3 separate regions of the Mus musculus genome follow, and regions 1 and 3 are each linked to region 2. A link is a loop called in an ENCODE intact Hi-C map of the cell type or tissue named here. Cell type or tissue: left cerebral cortex. All regions are shown on one strand.

Region 1 (2,500 bases), 150 kb before region 2:
TTCACTGTACTAATGGGCGCTTCATGCGCTTCAGCGTACGAACGAGCAAATGAAACGGGCGAACAGGCGAACCTGTGAACGGGGCGAACGGGGCGCTTCATGCGCCACAAACCAGCCCGAACTACGGTGATACCCAAAACCGATTCGTGTTTCACGTATTCAATTTGGAAAGCTGCAGGAGAGTAACCAAACGCAAAAGCGCAACAAGAGTGAATTTAGAAAATGCGCTACAAACTGCGGCACAGGCATAAGACCTGCAGCCTCTTAAGTGACACAGAAAGTAGCGTTGGGAAGACGAGAGAACGTATCTCTCCTTGGTGAGGGGACAACACAGTTCACCTTTCGGGTCAAAACTGGCTCCGTTTTCCTGTCGGACGGCTATCTGCATGATGGTGGTGGTGCTGGTGGTAAACAAAATGGAGCCCTGGGAGGCCAAAATTGGTTTTAACATTCTGCCCACGTAACTCCTGCTTATGGCAGTGGAGTGGAGGGGTGCTGGATTTTGGAGATGGCGGAATGGCCTGCCTTGTCTAGTGGTGATTGATTGAGGTGACGGTGACGGTGCACTGGACTTGGGGACACGAATGGGTGTCCAGCAACAGTTTGTGGAAACTGTCCGGTTTTCTGGGTGGGCACGAAGCCAAGGTGGGAGGTGGGAGATGATGGGAGGTGGGAGATGATGGGAGGTGGGAGATGATGGGACGGTGGGAGGTGGGGGATTCACTCTTGCTGCACGGAAGGGATCTGGTGGTTGGGAGCTGGTGGGAGGGGTCTGGGGAGGTAGGGGGGCGGGGGGAGGCATGCAGTCATTCTGCAGCCCTGTTGTAGCCAGTCTCAGACCTGCCCCGCCCATCTAGCCTTGCCTCATCTGCAGAGAGGCCGCGCGCCTCGCCTGTCGCGCGCTTTTCCAGAACATGCTTCCACAGGCCCAACCTCCCAAGTGCTGACGCCTTAGAGCCAGCCTACCTGGTCCCCACCCCCAAGGCCCGCCTCCTCTGAGGTGGCCTGCCTAGCCCCCGCCCCCAAGGCCCCGCCTCTCTTACTGTTCAGCTCCTCCCAGAGCTCCTCCAAGGTGGCCCAGAGCCCCGCCTTCCCCCAGCCTGCTTGCGCCTGCGCAATGCGGGCTGCAACCCCTCCCTTCAGGTTTGCCTCCAGTGCGCATGTGCGCCTCTGCCTGTCTGAGCCTGGCTGCACAGCCCCGCCTCCCTGCGGTTTCTCTGTTGCGCGGTTTTATTTTTTGTCCACAGGTGTCTAGTAAATAGAAGAATAATAAGAATAATTAACAACAATAATAATAAGTATACCTAACATGCATAAGCACTTTTAATAAGTGCATTGCATTATTAAATAAAAAGATCCCACAATTAAAACTCCTGATAGTGGGGGATATGGGAACTTTTAAAAAGGCCTAACTGATGCCTTGAAGCAATGAAGGCAATTACTTATTTTAAATTAAAAATTAAATTTAAAAATATTTTCATATTTAATTATTTGATCAAGACACCATTGGACTTCCTGGAATTAAATGCTTTGGAAAATACAAAGCCAGAGGTGACTAGCACTGTGTTTCTTAGGAGTTTTCAGGGGCTTTAGTGTCATGGCTTGGCTTCTGAGAGAGATGTTTGTTAGAATAGAAAAGGTTTGTCATTGTTGTTGTTGTTGTTTTTGTTATTTCTTAAACATTCTAGGTGATTAGCCCTGGCTGACCTGCCTACATATAGTAAAGTGTGCTTGGCACATAGTAAGGATTTATTAAATGTGTGTTAAATGGCCAGAATAAATTAATTATTCATTGTCTTGCTGCGGGACTTCAAGTTTTTTGAAATTTTGTTCCTTTTTCTTAAGGAGCTTTGCTGTCCTGAGTTGAGTTGCTGGCCCTTTTGAAAACACATTTAAAAGTTTCTTTTTAAAAAAGTATGGTTTTGAACTTCAGTATTGTAAGCTGTAATTATAATATGAACCAACTAAATTATATTCCAAATAACTAGCTTTTTTCATAAAAAGCTAATTATTTGTTATCCCAAGTAATTAGCTTTTTTCATAAAAAGCTAATTATTTGGTGTCCCAAGTAATTAGCTTTTTTCATAAAAAGCTAATTTAAATTTGGGGCAAGTGGGTTATTAATGCTACATATTGACATTTCAAATTCATGTGATATAACAGGGTGGTTACATTGCAGGACAGAAATGGTTACAACTGGCTTAATTAAACATCTGTGTAATTTACAGAGAAGCCAAATAGAAATGTTTCTAAATTAATGAAGAAATTAAAAAAAAAAAATCTGGTTCCATATTATTTACTATGAGCCAGAGTTTTGTTAAAGAGAGAAATAGGGGGCTTTTGCTCCCCCAATCTCCTGCCTTCCTAGTGCCCCTCCCTAGTGTATAACTATCTGTGGGAAATATATGCTTATAATTACAGCTTGAAATGCATGCTTTGCTTTGGGAATTTTATCTGCATATTAAAGAGATTCAAAACATTGGAAAATATATGCAAATTA
Region 2 (2,500 bases):
ACAGACAGGCTGAAGAGCGGCAGCACTGAACAGACAGGCTGAAGGGCGGTAGCCTGACCCCTGCCATGGCTACTGAAATTCTAAATCTAACATTCAGTGCTATATGGAATATTAAGTACTTTCGCCTCTTTCTAGATTGCCTGTATTGAGAGGGTTACACGATCTTGCAGCTTTTTCTATGCACACACACAATTTCAGGCTATTGTTGCTACTATATATTTATTTTTATTTTCCTGATTCGGTTACTCTGAATAGCCTTGGCTGTCCTGGAACTCACTCTGTTGTCCAGGGTGGTCTCAAACTCTAAGATTCATCTGCCTCTGCCTCTCTGCTGGGATTAAAGGCGTGCGCCACCATTGGTCAGCTGTTGTTTCTGTATCTCCAGACAATGGCTGGATTATAGGGTGTCCACAAACTCAATTCTCCTGTCTTGGCTGTGTTGGGATTATGTGTGCACCTCACATACGTGTGGCAAAAACACAATTTTGACTCTTCAAAAATGGTACCTGTGCCCTACAAGGCTTTTGGATACATCAATGGTCTATATTGACCATCAAAGTCCATTTTGTATGAAGGAGAAGAGTATGGAACCTGTCACATTATTTGGGAGGAGAGGGTGTAGTGAGAGTTTTTAACAGGGCAAAACCAGTGAGTGTGAACAGAAAAGATATACAAGAAGAAAAGTCCAAAGTCCTCTTCATCCCTTTCCTTCTAGTAGTGTGGCCTTGAGGGTCAGCTGGATCATCCCAGTGGACACCACAGTAGAGTAGACTAGGGCCTAGGTCTTGGCCTTCTAGGCCAGCCCAGGCCATGGCCAGGCCTTGGATGCCTGGGGTCACAGACTTAACCACAGACTGTGGGGTCCTCAGCATCTGGAAGGCACAGGCCTTGCCCTAAGTGCCAGAGCCCCCTCGCCCACGGTCTTGGGGGTGGGGCGGCCTTGCCTCGGGCCGGTGCCTTTCGCCCTTCGTTGGCCGCCAGAGGCTCCCTCTCTCCCTCTCCTGGGATTTCGCTGCTGGGCTCCCTCTCTTTGCGGCCCTAGAGTTAATCCCATCAGCCGAGGTGAGGCACCTGTTACCCCGGGGCCCTCCTCATCCCCGCGGCCTGATCCCTAAGTCCATCGGGCCTCGCGGGCCTCAGGGCCCGGCGTGGGGGGCCCCGCACGTGGGCCGAGCGGCGTCCCCGATCCCAGGCCGCAGGCGAGGGTGCCCGCTTGCGCGTCGGGTCCCCAGGCCGGGCCGCCATGGCTGGGGTGGAGGTGGGGGGTGGGGGTGGGGGGAGCGCAGCGCGCGTCCCGGGGCCGCCCCGCGCGGGCAAGACGCGCGTGGGGGGCCGAGGCGCGAGTGCAGGCGGCCGCCGCGCGCGCCGCGCCGTGACGAGCGGGCGGAGGGCACACGGTCGGCGCCGAGCCCCGCACGGTCACGGGGGGGCGGGGGGGAAGAGCGCCGAAGGAGTCCGACCTCCCGCCCGGGCCGCTCGGTAAGGGGGCGGCGTGCGGGTGGCGGGGCGGCGGGAGCGCGGGGACGCGGCGGCGTGCACAAAGGCGGACCCGCGGGCGGGTGGGGGTGGACTGCGGTCCGGGAGCGCCAGGGTGAGGAGGGAGGCTTGATCCTCTGCGGGATCTATTGTTTCCCCGGCACACTGGGAGGAAAAGCAGAGGCATTCGTGTGATTGTCACCCTAGCCTTTGCTCTCCCTCCGCTCCAGTGTGGCCGGCGAGCTCGTCTCTCCCCCGGTGCCACAGACCGGGATCCGCCTGGCAGCGGCCCGGAGCCGCCGCCAATGTGTTAGGACTTCAGGTGCTTCTTGGCACCAGGCTAGACTGCGACCTCCTCCTGCCTTAGCGCCTGGCGTCACCTGCTCTCCCGGCCCTGCCCCGGGGGCCGAGGGATGGCGTCCCGAACCGGGCTGGGGAAAATCAATCGGCTGCCTCTCAAGTTGGTGTTATTTATGTTTGTCTTTTGTGAGGGCAGGTTTTTGAATCCCCGGCGGCCCCCTTCGCCCCCGCCGCCCCCGCCCCCTCGTGCTTGAATTGGCGGTGGGAGGGAGCGGGGTGTGCAGCTAGGGGAGAGGGGAGGGTGTTTATGGGTAAAAAGGACATTGTCAACGCTTTCCAAAAAGGAAAGAAAGAAATAAAGGAAAAAACAAAAACAAAAAACAAAAAACAAAAACAAAAACCAACCCAAACCACAGGCACCACACTCCTCTCTTGTTTGCCTGCATGGGCCATGCATGCATGCATGCGTGCCTGCTGGGCCAGGAAGCGAGTTTTGGAGCTGATTTAAGTGAAAGTGTAAGCTCTCTCAGCTGATGGTGCGTGAGCGTGATGTGGTTCCGTGTAACATTAAAACAAAACAAAACAAACCAGAATAATAAGAAAAAAAATGTTTAGAACTGCGTTGAGTGCCTGAAGTGTTGGGCTGCTGGCGTCCTGGTAGAAAACCCAGCTGTGGGCTGGAGGACAGCAAACATGCATGGCGTTCACTTTTTTTTTTTTCTTC
Region 3 (2,500 bases), 480 kb after region 2:
ACTATTTCTTCAGTGAAGTGTTTCTCGAACCCCCAAACCAGTTGATATAATTTCTCCCTTTTATAATGCCCCATCCTTCCAACTTTTCTGGTTTTGATTCCTATAGACCAGATTTGCATTTTGTATCGTAGTGCTGTGTGGTTTCTTTCATTTACCTGAAGGAACTGAGATCTGGATTACAATTCACTGTCTCTTGGCTTCAGCCTGGTGGATCCCAGTAGCATACAGCAATAACTCAAGTCCATAGCCATTGAGTTATGGTATGTGGAGGCAGGGCTTCCAGCCAAGCCAGAAATGTATCAGATAGCTTTCAGCCAAGGCAATTTATTGTAGCATGTTGGTGTTTGTTCCTAAGTCGCCTTTGCTGGTGACTGATGTACCATCCTTCTAACACTCCTGAAAACCTCATAGTCATGCTGAAGAAAGAAATTCACCCAGGAGAAACGCCAGACGGATCAGGAGTACAAGCTCCCCGCCCTTTTATGCCCTGGAGCTATCAAAGGCCACCTAGCAACATTATCAGACAGGGAAAGGAGGGCATATCTTTGATTTCTCAGTCTTGCCTGGGGCCTTGACTGACAGTAGCTGCTGTTTTAACCTCCATCTGTGTCTTCGTGCCTTTTTAGAAGGGACTCAGGAAAGCTTGCTCTGGCATTATGGGGAATATCATCAACCTAGGAGGAGAATTCTGAACATGAGATGCAAGCTTGTCTTGCTTTCCCACAGCCCAAAACAGACGTATATGACAGTGAGTATGGGAAATAAACATATAGAAGAAAACACGTCTAGTTCGTTTACAGAACGCTTCTTAATACCAGTGACGTAGGAGCAAAGGATCGTGGGTGGGCGGCTACTCCTCCCTGACAAGCCTTAATTACTTTTATATTTATTAGACATACATCTTGAAATGATTCTATAGAATCATAGGCAAACCTATGGTAAAATTTCAGCAGAGAAATTCATCCTCGAAGCAAAATTTAATCAGCAAGGATAATGGTTTATATGGATTAAAACACATTTTTAAAATCTGCGTTTGATTTCATCTAGACCTCGTTTTTATCTGCATTGGCTCATTTCTCCCATTTTTGAGAGATTTTGCAGCTGGTCTTTCAGGTTCATTTTTCAAGGAATACTGCCCTCATGCGGCCGGGTGTGCCAAGACCGCTCACTCTCTGATTCCCTCCAGAGGACGGTCTGTGTGGCTCTGTGAGAGAGAGCTTTTGCTGCTTGAGGCTGTGTCTGTGGGTTCCTTTCGAAAACATGAATCCTTAAAATGCTTGCCAGGGGATGCACTCTGGTGCAGCTTTTGACTCAATTATCTGCTTACTGCATCAATAACCAACACATGCAAAAATAATCAGTCGCTGATCATTTTACACACTCGGAAAGTCCTCACAAACCCGACTCCTTTAAAGTCAGTAGAACGCGTTAGCCTTGCTTATTCCTGTTAGCTGCCTCCTTGTTACGATCCATGTAAATCAGCCAAGGCAGAGAGAACAAAACAAGAATCCTAAAACGTGGTGCGGGGAAACTTGTAAAGGACTGAAATTTGACTCTCCTCAGTAATTAACATAGTGGAACAAACAACGGAGGTGGGCTCTGTACTTTCTTAAAAAGACAAGGTTTGACAAGATACTGTTTCTCAGCTCCAATTCAGCCGTTCTATAGCAAGAATATCTGTAAGCAGACAGAAAATATGCAACCCTTCTCTCCACTCTTCCCGGGTCCTGCAGCTTCATTTGCATGATACACTCCAAACAAATTCTCTGCAAGAATGTCGATTTTACATTATATCCAGGGAAATGCGCAAAGTGCTACCCCAAAAGGTAAAATCAAATCGATGAATCTTTGCAACTGGTAAACTGCTTCTTGGTTTCTGTGAACTCTGAGGGCTAAAGGGCATCCTGGGATCTTAGGAAAGAAGGCTTAGAAGCCTGCCATATTTCTTTCCCACATGAAGGGCAATTTTCTTCCCTAGCTATACTTTGCCTTCAAAAATTTGTCAGAGGTAAAGAAAGAATGCAAACGCTGCCTGGAGTACAATTGCGGGGTCAGTGTTCTGATTGAGACAGAATTATGGCGAATTATTCCCATGAGTTGATTTTGTGAAGTGTGTGCTGGTGTGAGGGTGGAAATACAAGCCGGCGCTAGTGTTTAAACAAGGCTGCAAGGGCAGTTGCTAGGAGACCCTGCACACAGCTGATGCCCCCACTGCGGGCTCAGACGTGCTTTGTCTGAAGAACCCGGCCTTTCGCAGTCAAAGATGACATTAAATGTATAGTCTGTCAAAATTTAGGTGGAGGAAAAATTCAGGTGGACCAGGGCTCGGTTATTGCTTGTGTCAATCTAGCTATTCTGACGTCCATCACCCATTAAGGATGGGTTTTGAAAGGGAAAATATAGCATTGTGCCAGGAACCAAGAGCCTCCGGAAACGCTCAAGGGAATTTAGTTACAAATGCAGTTTGAATACCCCGATATGAAAGGCAGATGGTCTGGGT

The links. Hi-C counts contacts between places; a loop is a spot of excess contacts. Peaks named below come from ENCODE experiments on the same cell type or tissue, not always from the same donor. Only the 100,000 strongest peaks of a DNase experiment are listed, where the experiment ranks them.
Region 1: a loop joins it to region 2, with 2.1 times the contacts of the local background. A loop is called at or near these places in 6 of 42 quality-filtered maps.
Region 3: it touches region 2 in a loop (4-fold over the local background); 10 of 42 quality-filtered maps call a loop at or near these places.

Annotation. Positions count from the first base shown.
Region 1 is chr6:4,748,257-4,750,756 of GRCm38, forward strand. The region is part of intron 1 of Peg10 (paternally expressed 10); the gene reads left to right. Among named protein-coding and RNA genes, the nearest start is that of Peg10, 2.2 kb to the left of the region's middle. In left cerebral cortex, a CTCF peak has its summit at 1,225; a DNase peak (open chromatin) is centred at 1,057; H3K4me3 peaks cover 945 bases; H3K27ac peaks cover 314 bases.
Region 2 is chr6:4,901,970-4,904,469 of GRCm38, forward strand. It overlaps Gmfg-ps, which reads right to left and starts at 1,245. Exons shown (of 5, transcript XM_030255708.1): 1 at 1,079-1,245. The coding sequence starts at 1,245. Ppp1r9a (protein phosphatase 1, regulatory subunit 9A) reads left to right here and starts at 1,006. Exons shown (of 16, transcript NM_001363809.1): 1 at 1,006-1,062. In left cerebral cortex, a CTCF peak has its summit at 951; DNase peaks (open chromatin) are centred at 997, 1,760 and 2,251; H3K4me3 peaks cover 1,769 bases; H3K27ac peaks cover 1,459 bases.
Region 3 is chr6:5,381,580-5,384,079 of GRCm38, forward strand. It overlaps a transcript of Asb4 not described here. Among named protein-coding and RNA genes, the nearest start is that of Asb4, 7.6 kb to the right of the region's middle. In left cerebral cortex, a CTCF peak has its summit at 1,138 (motif pointing left); DNase peaks (open chromatin) are centred at 1,162, 1,674 and 2,253; H3K4me3 peaks cover 606 bases.